Regions from separate parts of the Mus musculus genome. Here all the other regions are linked to region 2. Evidence: chromatin loops called from intact Hi-C (ENCODE). Cell type or tissue: heart. All regions are shown on one strand.

Evidence for each region. A loop is a pair of places that touch in the nucleus more often than their neighbours do. Peaks named below come from ENCODE experiments on the same cell type or tissue, not always from the same donor. Only the 100,000 strongest peaks of a DNase experiment are listed, where the experiment ranks them.
Region 1: it touches region 2 in a loop (4-fold over the local background); 8 of 42 quality-filtered maps call a loop at or near these places.
Region 3: it touches region 2 in a loop (7-fold over the local background); 5 of 42 quality-filtered maps call a loop at or near these places.

What each region holds. Positions count from the first base shown.
Region 1 is chr6:58,874,608-58,878,607 of GRCm38, reverse strand. Herc3 (hect domain and RLD 3) reads right to left here. Exons shown (of 26, transcript NM_001361966.1): 15 at 1,956-2,119; 16 at 1,727-1,840. Among named protein-coding and RNA genes, the nearest start is that of Nap1l5, 31 kb to the left of the region's middle. In heart, CTCF peaks have their summits at 2,350 (motif pointing left) and 3,040 (motif pointing left); no DNase peak of the experiment used is centred here.
Region 2 is chr6:59,183,980-59,187,979 of GRCm38, reverse strand. No RefSeq gene overlaps it. Among named protein-coding and RNA genes, the nearest start is that of Tigd2, 23 kb to the left of the region's middle. In heart, no CTCF peak of the experiment used is centred here; a DNase peak (open chromatin) is centred at 2,469.
Region 3 is chr6:58,545,892-58,549,891 of GRCm38, reverse strand. All of the region lies in intron 2 of Gm45943 (a long non-coding RNA gene), which reads left to right. Among named protein-coding and RNA genes, the nearest start is that of Gm35077, 14 kb to the right of the region's middle. In heart, no CTCF peak of the experiment used is centred here; no DNase peak of the experiment used is centred here.

The DNA.
Region 1 (4,000 bases), 310 kb after region 2:
TCTCTATTACTTTAATCATCTATCATCTAACAAGGAAAACTAACTTGGCTATTTATTTAAATACACTTATATAAATATTTTGCCTTAAGAGACAACTGCAGAGCTAAAATCCATACATTAAAAAAAATGCCACCCTAATGCTAGTAATGAATATGTGAGACTAGCAAACACTCATTTCAGATGCATTTGCTGCACCAGCTGGATTAAACACAAGTACCAAATGACCACTTGTTTTCTGATATTCAGATTTGCATAAATCCTAAATCCCTTGCATATATCCAGGCCATTCTGCTATCGCTGAGCAACTGCTGCCATGCCTAAGGTGGTAGGCAAGAATCCACAGACCTTTGAGTTCTGTGTCAAACATCATCAGAGTTGGGACAGGAATGTATGACATTTGTATTTGAGCTATCTTCAGTAAGAGATGGCCACAAGGTCTGGAAAGTTGACCTAATAAGAGTGAAATAGGCTATCTGTTAGAAAACGAACATCCAATGACCCTAAGTGTCAGGGATAAATCAGTGGGGATGTGGCACACAGAGCATCATCTCAAAGACGTTTTTGCACTAGCCAGCTAGGGACTTCTGGAAGCCAGTTATGTGCCGGATCTCCCAAGACCCAACAAATACTTAAAGTTTATATATTAATGTCTTGATTTTTAATTTGAGGCTCAAAAAAGTAAGTAAACAGTATAAATATATGTCATTCTCCCTAATTTCAATTGTATGAATCAGCAATATTGAGAATATTTCCTTGGACTAGAGACACAGTTCACTAGGTGGGTGCTGGTCTAGCTGAACAAAGTCCTCCGTATGATACCCAGCAGTGCATAAAATACAGGTGTGGAAGCACACACTAATAATCGCAGAACTTGGGAGGAGGTGAGGGGCAGTAGGATCAAGGTCATCTTTGGCTATGGGAGTCGGAAGCTACCCTGGATACATGAAACAAGGGCTTACAGAGAAGGCTCAGTAAATTAAAGAGTACAAGACCCAGGTTTGATCTCAGCACCCACATAGCAGCTCACAGTAGTCTGTAACTCCAGTTCTAAGAGCTTAAATGGCCTCGCCTGGCTTCTGCAGGTACCAAACATGCATATGGTACACAGACCTACATCCAAATAAAACACTCAAACACATAAAGTAAAATGCTTAAATAAATAAATAAATAGATTGATAGATGAACAAGAGCCCCTGAAACAGCCACACTGTTGTACAACAGAATTCTAGAACTATCTCAGCATGGTGACCTGGAACCTAAAATGCATTAAAAACAACTGGAGTTTCCCAGTGCCTCCAGACCGCCTCTGCCAACCAGCCACTGTCTGCGTTTACCAATCTGACTGCTTTAGATACTTGGATTTACCTACCTACCTTCCTTCCTTCCTTCCTTCCTTCCTTCCTTCCTTCCTTCCTTCCTTCCTTCCTTCCTTTTTAAATATAGTACTCAGGATAAAACCTAGAGCCCTGAGCATGCTAAGCAAGAAGTCTACCACTAAGTTACAACCCTAGCCCCACATACCCGATGAAACTTATGACGCTTATGGTTACCTAAAATACTTCCAAGTTTCAAGAATTCCAAAGTCAACTGAGTGAAATAGATAGGTGTGTTAGCAGCATTCAAGCCAAAGGCAAGGTGTATGGCTCAAGTGCACGATTCAAACACAAACAAACAAACAAACAAAAAAGGCTAAAGCCTTAAAATATGCTTTACAGGAAATTCTTACCATCCCAGATTGATGCAAAAACCACATGAGGTAGTCTTCCTGAATGTCCACAAGACTAGAAATCTCAGGGATATAAAACTTATCGTATTCCACATGCTTCACCTTAAGATTTACCTGGTGAAGAACAAAGAAGAAGAACTAAAACCCAAGAATTGGAAAATCTCCGAGAGAAAGCCCCGGCAGAATCCTGCATCCCTCCACACCCTCACTCTCCATCCCCCAGGGATACCTTGTACAACTTCTCCAGAAGCTTGAGGGTTGCAGTCATGTAGTTGTTAAACAGTACCGGGATTAGGAATGTCTTCCTTCCCCTTAGGAGGTAAAGGACGGCACCTTTATACAGGGTTACCAGCTTCATGAAATATTTGGGGCATGCCTGAGACCACCAGTTATCTTAAGAAAGGAAGAGAGAAAGACATGTCTTAGCACATAACCCTGGACAAGTGTTCTTAGGTTGTCTTCCTGCTAGCTACAATTCCTGTGGCTAGAAGATAAATATTAGTCTATAATGCAGCTTCCCAAAAATGGTTTTTCAAAGGAGTCATTAAAACATGTGTGAATGGTGGCTCACAACCATCTGTAATGGGGATCTGATGCCCTCTTCTGGTGTGTCTGAAGACAGCATTAGTATGTGCACATACATGAAACAAATAAATAAATCTTAAAAAAAAAGTGTGGAGAAACAGCTATACAAGAGGCTCTAAAATTTTTAACTCCTCCTCTCTCTCCCTCTCTCTCCCCTGCCTCTTTCTTTCTTAAAAGGTTTGATGTTGTTGGAGTTTTCGGGTTTTTTTTTTCCTCAGACTCATGCTGAAGGCTAATCTGAAAACATTTACTTCCAAGGATATGTGAGGACCAGACACATCCTCCGGCGGGATGCAGAATGCACCTACTGCAGTAGTATTTGTGTACCCTCAACCTTTCAAGACTGATCTCAGCTACTACGGAATTTTGTACAAGGGACACTTCATACTTAGAGGATGTGGGAAAACATTCCTTCCTGTTATGAGGCATAATTAGTTTAAGAAGTTGATTGTGTTTATTCTCTCCGAGTAGTACCTTTCTATTCAAGCAGGATTATGTCACTGTATCTTCATAAATGATCTCAGCCATACTGAAATCTGTATGGTTTCCTTGTTTAAAATATTTCACTAAAAATTAAAGTGGGAGGGCTGCCGGAGAGCTGGCTCAATGGCCAAGAGCACTGACTATTCTTCCTGAGGTCCCAGGTTCAATTCCTACCACATACACTCATGCTCTCCACCATCTGAAACTCCATTTCTCAAGGATCTGATGCCCTCTTCTGGCCTCCATGGCACCAGAAACGCATATGGTACACCGACATACATGCAGGCAAAATATCCATATACATAAAAGAAACCTTAAAAAAAAAATCACAGTGGGAGAAACATCAAATAAAAAGGACAAACTCTTGAGAGCTGCTGCATTCGTGTGAGGTTTGCTCTTCAATCTGAACAGTCAGATGTCAGAAAAAAATCTAATTATAAAACTGAATAATCCCGTTCTGTTTTGTGCTATCTGGCCTAGGAAATTTTTAAAAATTAAAATGCCAAAAATTTAAAAGTCTGATAAAATGTCTCTCAAAACAGCCTTTGCTCTATTTTACACCTATTAGAAACACCTAAGAAAACATGCTCTAAACAGTCCCTGATGCTGGGAAGTAGCAAGTGTTAACACATTACTAATGTGGTCATCATTACATTTGTGTGAAGGCAGAAGCAATGGAAAAGCCAGAAGCAGGTCAATTCGCTTAAGGGAAAACCACGCTGTAGTGACACTCAGGCCACCTGAACCAAGTCAAAGGAACACCTGGAAAAATTACCAATGGAGGGGATAAAAGTCAAAAGCCAGGGGACAGGGTTCTGCACCAGATTACTAAAAAAAGCCTTGGGCGCTATTCCAACAGAGACCTTCTCCAGCCCGCTGAGGAACAGAAGGTTCCTATCTCAGCAAAGTGTCCAGAGCCTGCAAAAATCAGTGTGGACTCAACTGTCCTAAAAAAGAAAAAGAAAACAAACATTCCGTAAGTCCTCACTGGGTCAACCTGTCCCCCCTTGCATGGAGATCTCTGCATCACAAAAGCTGTTCATTTGGCTCCCACCCGCTAACATCAGCACTGGAGATGGATAGACAGAAAGATACTAATATTTGAGGCATTGCAACTGCAAGCAAATGTGGAAGAAGAAGAAAAAAAAACAGATTAAAGTTGAATAACCTAACTTTATGACTATCTCAAAATTGGGATTAATCTCC
Region 2 (4,000 bases):
TATTTATGGTAAAGTAGACTAGAGGGGAAGAGTAAAGTAGATGCAGAGGGGAGTGGGACTCCTACACATCTCACAAAGTAGCTTAACAAGTGATAGCTCATAAACAACCAGTAAGAAGGACACATGCTCCACTATGTTCATAGCAGCCTTATTTATAATAGCCAGAAGCTGGAAAGAACCCAGATGCCCCTCAACAGAGGAATGGATACAGAAAATGTGGTACATTTACACAATGGAGTACTACTCAGCTATTAAAAAATGAATTTATGAAATTCCTAGGCAAATGGATGGACCTGGAGGGCATCTTCCTGAGTGAGGTAACCCAATCACAAAGGAACTCACACAATATGTACTCACTGTTAAGTGGATATTAGCCCAAAAACTTAGGATACCAAAGATATAAGATACAATTTGCTAAACGCATGAAACTCAAGAAGAACGAAGACCAAAGTGTGGACACTGTGCCCCTTCTTAGAATTGGGAACAAAACATCCATGGAAGGAGTTGCAGATACAAAGTTTGGAGCTGTGACGAAAGGATGGACCATCTAGAGACTGTCATATCCAGGGATCCATCCCATAATCAGCTTCCAAACGCTGACACCATTGCATACACTAGCAAGATTTTGCTGAAAGGACCCAGATGTAGCTGTCTCTTGTGAGACTATGCCGGGGCCTAGCAAACACAGAAGTGGATGCTCACAGTCAGCTATTGAATGGATCACAGGGCCCCCAATGGAGGAGCTAGAGAAAGTACCCAAGGAACTAAAGGGAACTGCAACCCTATACGTGGAACAACATTATGAACTAAGCAGTACCCCGGAGCTCTTGTTCTAGCTGCATATGTATCAAAAGATGGCCTAGTCGGCCATCACTGGAAAGAGAGGCCCATTGGACTTGCAAACTTTATATGCCCCAGTACAGGGGAACCCCAGGGCCAAAAAGGGGGAGTGGGTGGGTAGGGGAGTGGGGGGTGGGTATGGGGAACTTTTGGGATAGCATTGAAAATGTAAACGAGGAAAATACCTAATAAAAAAATAAATTAAAAAAAGAAAGAAAGAAACTACCTGAAAGGTCTGTATTGCTCCAGGTAAAATAGAAAGGGGAGATTCCTATGCCTTACGGTTTTTCCCAATCTCATTTCTGTTCTCTTCATCTGTCAGCAAATATTTTATTTTAATTTAGACAGCAAGCCGACTAGTCAAGATACCATCAAAGTGACATGGTGGCTTCCATCTAGATTGAAGGCACTATGACGGTAACACAACCATCTGCCATCTACTTTCTGCCAATGGTGAGCTCAACTCCATGATGAAAATAAGTCTACTCTTCCACTAGGGCATGATTGTAGGGATCCGAAAATCTCAGATTAAATGTGGTCACTTACTTTAACTGTTTTAAATAAGTACTAGACCTCAACCCAAAGGAGAGTCCCTGGGTAGATTTCGGAGTGGCTAGAATCACAGTGGCTTCCTCCCAGATGGCTTCTAGAAAGAGATAGAGAGAGGGAATTTAACCACCATTCAACTTTTCTGTTAAAACCACACTGGGCCTGTCTCTCAGGGTTCCAGAGGACTGGGAGAAGGATGGGAGGAGCAGGTGTTTTAAAAGAAACCAAAGGTTGTCTGTCTCCAGGCTGAGAGCAGCTTCACATATCTCCGTAAAGAATGTGGTCTATGCTACTTCAGACAGTCTTCTCATTCAGTTTTCTAAGCGAGTTGGTCCCTTTCTTCCTGTGGCCCTTAATATGCATAGAGCAGAGACTTCCCTCTTAGAATCTTTTCTTGGGTCAGGTTTCATCATGAGTAGCATAAGTACTTTGACTTTAGGTTAGTAAGACAAATAGGTTTTGCTTGTTTTCTTTTGTTATTACTGGTTTTGTCTCTGTTCAAGTCTTTGGTGGTCCAGTGTTTTAACTTGCTTAAATAAAATCATACATCCCGTGTGGTCCCTTTTATTTTGTCTTAAACAGGTAGGCTGAAAATAGAGAAGAAAGGTAGAAATAATTATCATTCCAAAAATAAAAGTGCAAGATTCAATCTCAACTGGGGTAAAATTCATGAAGAATTACTTCGTCCAATTGTCAGTGATTAACTCCAGAACTGAGTGGTCACAACCCTGAGGCCTGGCTACCTGCATGTACAAACACGCGGAGGAGTAGGTAAGAGAGGTTTTCCTTTCTAGCATTTCAAAGAAAAGAGGAGAAACAAAAATACCAGTCTTGGGGTCCAGCCCCACCCACTGCCATTCCAGGATGCTGGAGAGACCCTGGCCATGCTCCCTGTTCCCTTCACAGTTTGGCTAGGAAAACACTGGCCCGGGATGAATCTCAGGATAATCTTCGAAATTGAAAGCATCATGGTGAGTCATGGAGGATTGCAGGAACAGATTCATTTTCTCAGCTGATTAAAAGAAGGAGAAAACAGGAAGTGCAAGGCTGTAAGCGCTCGGCCAAGTTTTAGTGAAAGCAGAAGATGTTGCTGTTTCCTGGACGGACGTGCCGTTTGTGCCTCAGAGAGCACGAAGCTGCCTTTGTGCTACTCTGTGAGTCATCACAGCAGTTGCAGATCACCAGATAGGAGGAACACAGTGTCCATTTCACGCTGGCTGTTTTTTTCCTCAGTGGAGTTGGTTCTTCTTTATTCTCCTGACACTTCAAGCTAAAGGTAGCTGCAGGTGACCTGTTACTTTTTGGAGATCTAATGGGGTTTGAGATGTCCTGCCATGTTTCCCTTTCCTGTTGTTCCACACTTGGTTGCTATAGAGACATATTTTGGATAATGACATGTGTCACTCCCTCTCTTACGTTCACTTAGAGCTTTAGGGTTCTTGTTATCTCTCGCCGATTTTAGCCACCAGCCTAACATAAACCGTTCACAGCACTGAGCAATGTGTGGGGGTTGTTGATTTTTATTCCAGTCATTGGAACAGTTAAGTGGAAGCTGCTGCTGCTCCTCAGGTGTTTCTGTTTGACCATGCGCTATCATGTCCTCAATGTGACTGGCAGATTTGTTTCCTCATGCTCTTTTAAGTAAAGTAAAGCATGAGACTGGCTGAAAGAACATATTTGAAAAACTGAGGCAGGGGATGCATCCTGCCTGTCACAGGCTATTTGGAGTCAGCCCCCAGGAAGCTCAGTAAGTCACACTTGAGTTGATTCTGTTTGGTTTGAAACATCTTGCATGTAGGCAGGACGTTTTCTATGAGTTAATTCACACTATATGTTTAAAACATTCTCTAAAGCATTTTCATTAAAATGACAAATTTTTGTGAATTTTTCCCCATTAAATGGACATTACTAACTTGAGAGTGTGGTGTATACTTGTGAGTTTAGAGTGATGGAATACAACATGTAGAATAGTTGAGAGCCAATTAATACACTGCATACTATCTTAGCTGATAATATTATACTGTTATCCCTCTAGCATTACCACTAAGCCACATGACCAGCTCATTTCTAGTTATTGATAACTATGTAACCCATGGGTTTTGGATGCCTGGGTTTAAATTAAGGCTTAAACTGGAATTATTGAGACAGTGTTCTCAAATCTCACATGAATATTTTTAAACCTGGAATGCTGTGGTGAGAAACTCTAAACTATATGGTAAATGTCAATAAACATTGAAAAACTTGGGAATGAAATATTCTGGGGAAAGAGTTATAAATCTTTATTGACTTTGTTCTAAATTAGAAACTCATTATGGATTTGAATGTAAACATATACTGTGAAGTTTCAGAGAAATTCTCTACTTTGTATAGTTTGTATAGAGACCCATGTCTCTCCATTATTATAATTCAGTCTCCTGCCATAAAAGTCCTTTGTTGAAGCCAGACATGGTGACTTAGATGCGCAATCCCATACTTGGGAGGTTGAGGTAGAAGATCATGAATTCCCGGTCAATTGGGGCTACAAAGTGGGTGGATACTGTGAGCTATATAACATGATGAGAGAGGGGTAGGATGAAAGAATGAGAAAGCACCTGAGAGGAGAGAGACAGAC
Region 3 (4,000 bases), 640 kb after region 2:
ATAATATATAACAGATAACATATAGCATATAATATAATATATGATATAATATATGACATGTGATATATAAAATAATATAAGTAATAATTAATATATTATATATAATATATTGATTATATATGATGTAGCATGTAGAATAGAATATAAAATACAGTGTTACTAGTAAGAGTTACTATAACTAATATAATAATATTAATTACATACATATGTTATATTAGACAAAGGACACTACAGTGAAAAATAACCTGAATGCATTTTTGTCTCTTTGAAATTCAATAGAAGTAGGTGTGAATATTCAGAGTTTGGAAACTCATTTGTGAAACAACATAAACAGGGGTGTCATAGATATTACTAGATCCTTCATTCTGTAGTTACTATAGTTCACAGCATGCTAAGCCAGTGAGAGAGAGGTATGAAAAGAGGAAATTGAGTCAATCAAAGAAACATAAAAACAAAAGAAAAATTGAAATAAAGGAAATTGTGGGGGGGGGCATGGAGAGAAACACTTATCACCAAGAAAACAGGATGGGCAGAAAAGAGGGATTCTGTTTGCTTCTTTTGAGATAGAGCCTTTCACTGACCTGGAACTTGGTGTGTAGGTTAGGGGCTGATGAACAGGCTCCAAGGATCTGCCTGAGGTTGTTAATATGACCCCAGGCCCTCACGTTTATAAAGAAAGCACTTTACCAACTCCTCATCCCCAGACAAAAGAAGGGCCAAAGAGTATGCTCGGTGATATGGGGCAGGAATGAGGCAGTTATGGAGATATGACTGAGTAACCTGACTTTATACTTTAAAGCACTATGTGTGTTACTCTTGTGTAGACATGCCATCTCCTAAGAAGATAAGTTCCCATTGTCCTTTAAGACAGCAACAAGCAATTCAGTAGCTTAGCATGGATTATTCTCACTAAAGTTTTAAAAATAAATATATATATATAATATATATTTTATATATATCTCACATATATATATATATATATGATATATAGTACACACATATACATTACACATACACACATACAAACAAATCTGCCTCCCAACTCTGCCATCTATGTAGGTATGTGTATGCTTGTTCATGAATATGCATATGGGTGAGTGTGTGCTATAAAGGATGTGGAGGTCAGCAAACAACCTTGAGTGTTGGTTCTCTGCTTGCCTCTTTTTGAGAGAGTCTCAAAATTTGGAGAATTTTCCTGTCTCTGCATCTCAACTCATTATAACAGTAATGAGAGACTGCAGACACAAACTATTGCATCTGCCTTTACTTGGTCAATAGAGATCTGAGCTCAGCTCCTCTGGATTGTTGGGCAAGCTCTTTGTGCACGGAGCTATCTCTCCAACTCTCAACCCTTACATACATGCTGCACAAATCCACAAATCCACAGTGCACTACTAGAGATCAGAGGGCAACCTAAAGGGGTAAGTTCTATTTTCCTACCACTGGGTCCCAGTAATCAAACCTAGGTTCAATTCCCACCACCAGCATGGTAGTTCACAATTACCGGTAACTCCAGGAATCTGCCCTGCTCTTGTAATCTTCACTGGTGCCAGGTTCACACATGGTGCACAAACACACGTAAAAGTGAACCATCATTACATGTAAAGTAAAATAATAATGAAAATAAACATTTTAAAGAAACGTTCTCCTTGTGCTGTGGTAAGATAATACAGGAAAACATATGACCATTTGTGACACCAGTTCTAGATGGTCCAGTGCCCTATAAGAGGTCCTAGATGGACCAGGCATGCCTATGATACACAGACATACATGCAGAGGGATTCAGGGGGTCAGAGTACACTCAAACACTTAAAATAAAATTTAAAGTACATACATATACATGAATACACATACACACATGCATACACATACACAAAGAGACAGACAGGGATATATAGAGAGAGACTTTGGGGGAGGTTAGTTGAACTAGAAACTATTCTGAGCAGGCAAAGGATAGAACATGAAGAAGAATCTTTTATATAATACCAGAATTTAAATTTTTCTTCGAAGATGCAATTAAACACAAGCACATCTCGAACATGGCATGGACAATGAATAAGGGTTACCCCAGAGGCAGGGGGATCCCTTTTGGAGAGCTATCATCTCACAGTAAGGAGGGAGCTGAGGGGACAAGTCAGTCACAAGTAGAGAAGCTATCTCCTGGGTTTCCCTGGAAGGTCTGAATGGGAGGCACAGACATGTTTGTATATAGACATTTGGAGCAAGTTGGGTTCAAGTTCCATTTCAGATACTGGGGTTGAGGTGCCGTGGGTTACCAGAGGCATTTCCAACATGCCTGGGCTTTTCTGCTTGGGAACTCACTGTATTGGGAAAATACTGAAAGAGATGCTTGGAAGTGTGTGTGTGAAGTAAGTGCAGAGAAACTCCCTGGAATCTACCAAGGATGACCCCAGAGACGACTCCTAGTAATGGGGGATACTGAGCCTGACACACTCTTTCTTTGGAAGAACCTTCCATTCCAGCTCAGGGTCGCGGGACAGGGGGGTCATAAGTCAGGTTCAGCCTCCCCGAGCTCATGGGAACCTCGGACTTGTCTGAAGAGTGCACTGCACTGGAAACTGGTTCGCTCCATTCACAACTGGCCACCACAGACATTCCTTATTACTGTTTGTCTGGAACCTTCCCCTGTAACTTAAATCATCGAACAGTCAGGGTCAAGTGTTAGTCTACATATTTCCAGAAATTTTGAGAATCTCACCTTTAGGGAAACGGTACTGTTAAATTTTTATACACTGAAAAAGTGTACTAAAATATATCACTAACAAACGCTTACTCTATTCAGAGAAATTTTGCCCATTTTAAGCTACAAATGCCTTGGGATCCAGCTACATCATTTCTGCAGCTAAGTATCAGCGGACAGTTTTGGCGCCCTCTGATGGCACACATGGGTAACTGCAACACTCCCTTGTTAAACCCATTAACTGCTTCATTTTTTTAAAGCCAGGATTAAAAATAAATTAAAAATTCTTTTAATTTAATATTCATAGAGTGAATTTCACTCAATTTTTAATAATATATTTTGCTAATGTTTTAAAACTGGATAAAACAATATGTATATGTCACAGAAATATAATAATGTAAACATTCTGGAAAAATAGCATATGGTGATAATTAATGATAATTGTATTTTTTCATTTATTCAAAAATGAGTAGAAACCAACTAATAGTATTTTATTTTATGTGTATGGGTGTTTTGCCTGTATGCATGTCCGTGTGCCATGTGCATTTAGTGCCCACAGAGGTGGGAAGAGGGCATCAGATACACTAGGGATGACGTCAGAGGATGGTGGGCTGTCATGTGGGTACTGGGAATTGAACCTGGGTCCTCTGAAAAACCAGCCAGTCCTCTTGGTCACTGAGCCACCTCTCCAGTCCTGCCCTGCCCTCTTTTAACTTCACAGTGTATTGTGAACTGTTTCTCTGTCTATAGTAAATGTATAATTAAATCACTTGTCAGTTTCTGGATAATTATCATTCAATGTTTGGGTATATATCACAATATAACAATGTTTATATGCATGCACTATAGAGCAAATAAGTCCAGCCTTTAAAAATATCAAATTTTAGAGTTTAGTGTCTGGGGAGATTGAGTTACCATGGTTTCTGAACTAAGTCTGTGTTGCCAGGCACTCTGGTGGAGTCAGCTTGTGAGGCAGAAATGCCAAAAAGCTGCTCGTGAGAAATGAATTTCTAGGACTCTCCTCCTGGATATTCTGGCGAAAGCCAACTCTCCAGTTTGGATCGGTTTGTCAGGCGAAAAGCCTGGAAGCTGTTTCACGAGGATAAGAGTCCAGGGAAATTTTCCTCCCTGAGTTATGGCATCTCTTTCCCTAACCCATTATATTTAAATTTCCACCACATTAATCTAGTGTATAGATTCACGTGCACTCTATATAGTATTACTTTATAGTAAATGCCTTTTAAGATTGTATTCTAACATAGCTAAAGCCTTTTTCCAGTGTTCTTAGATTCCAGATAG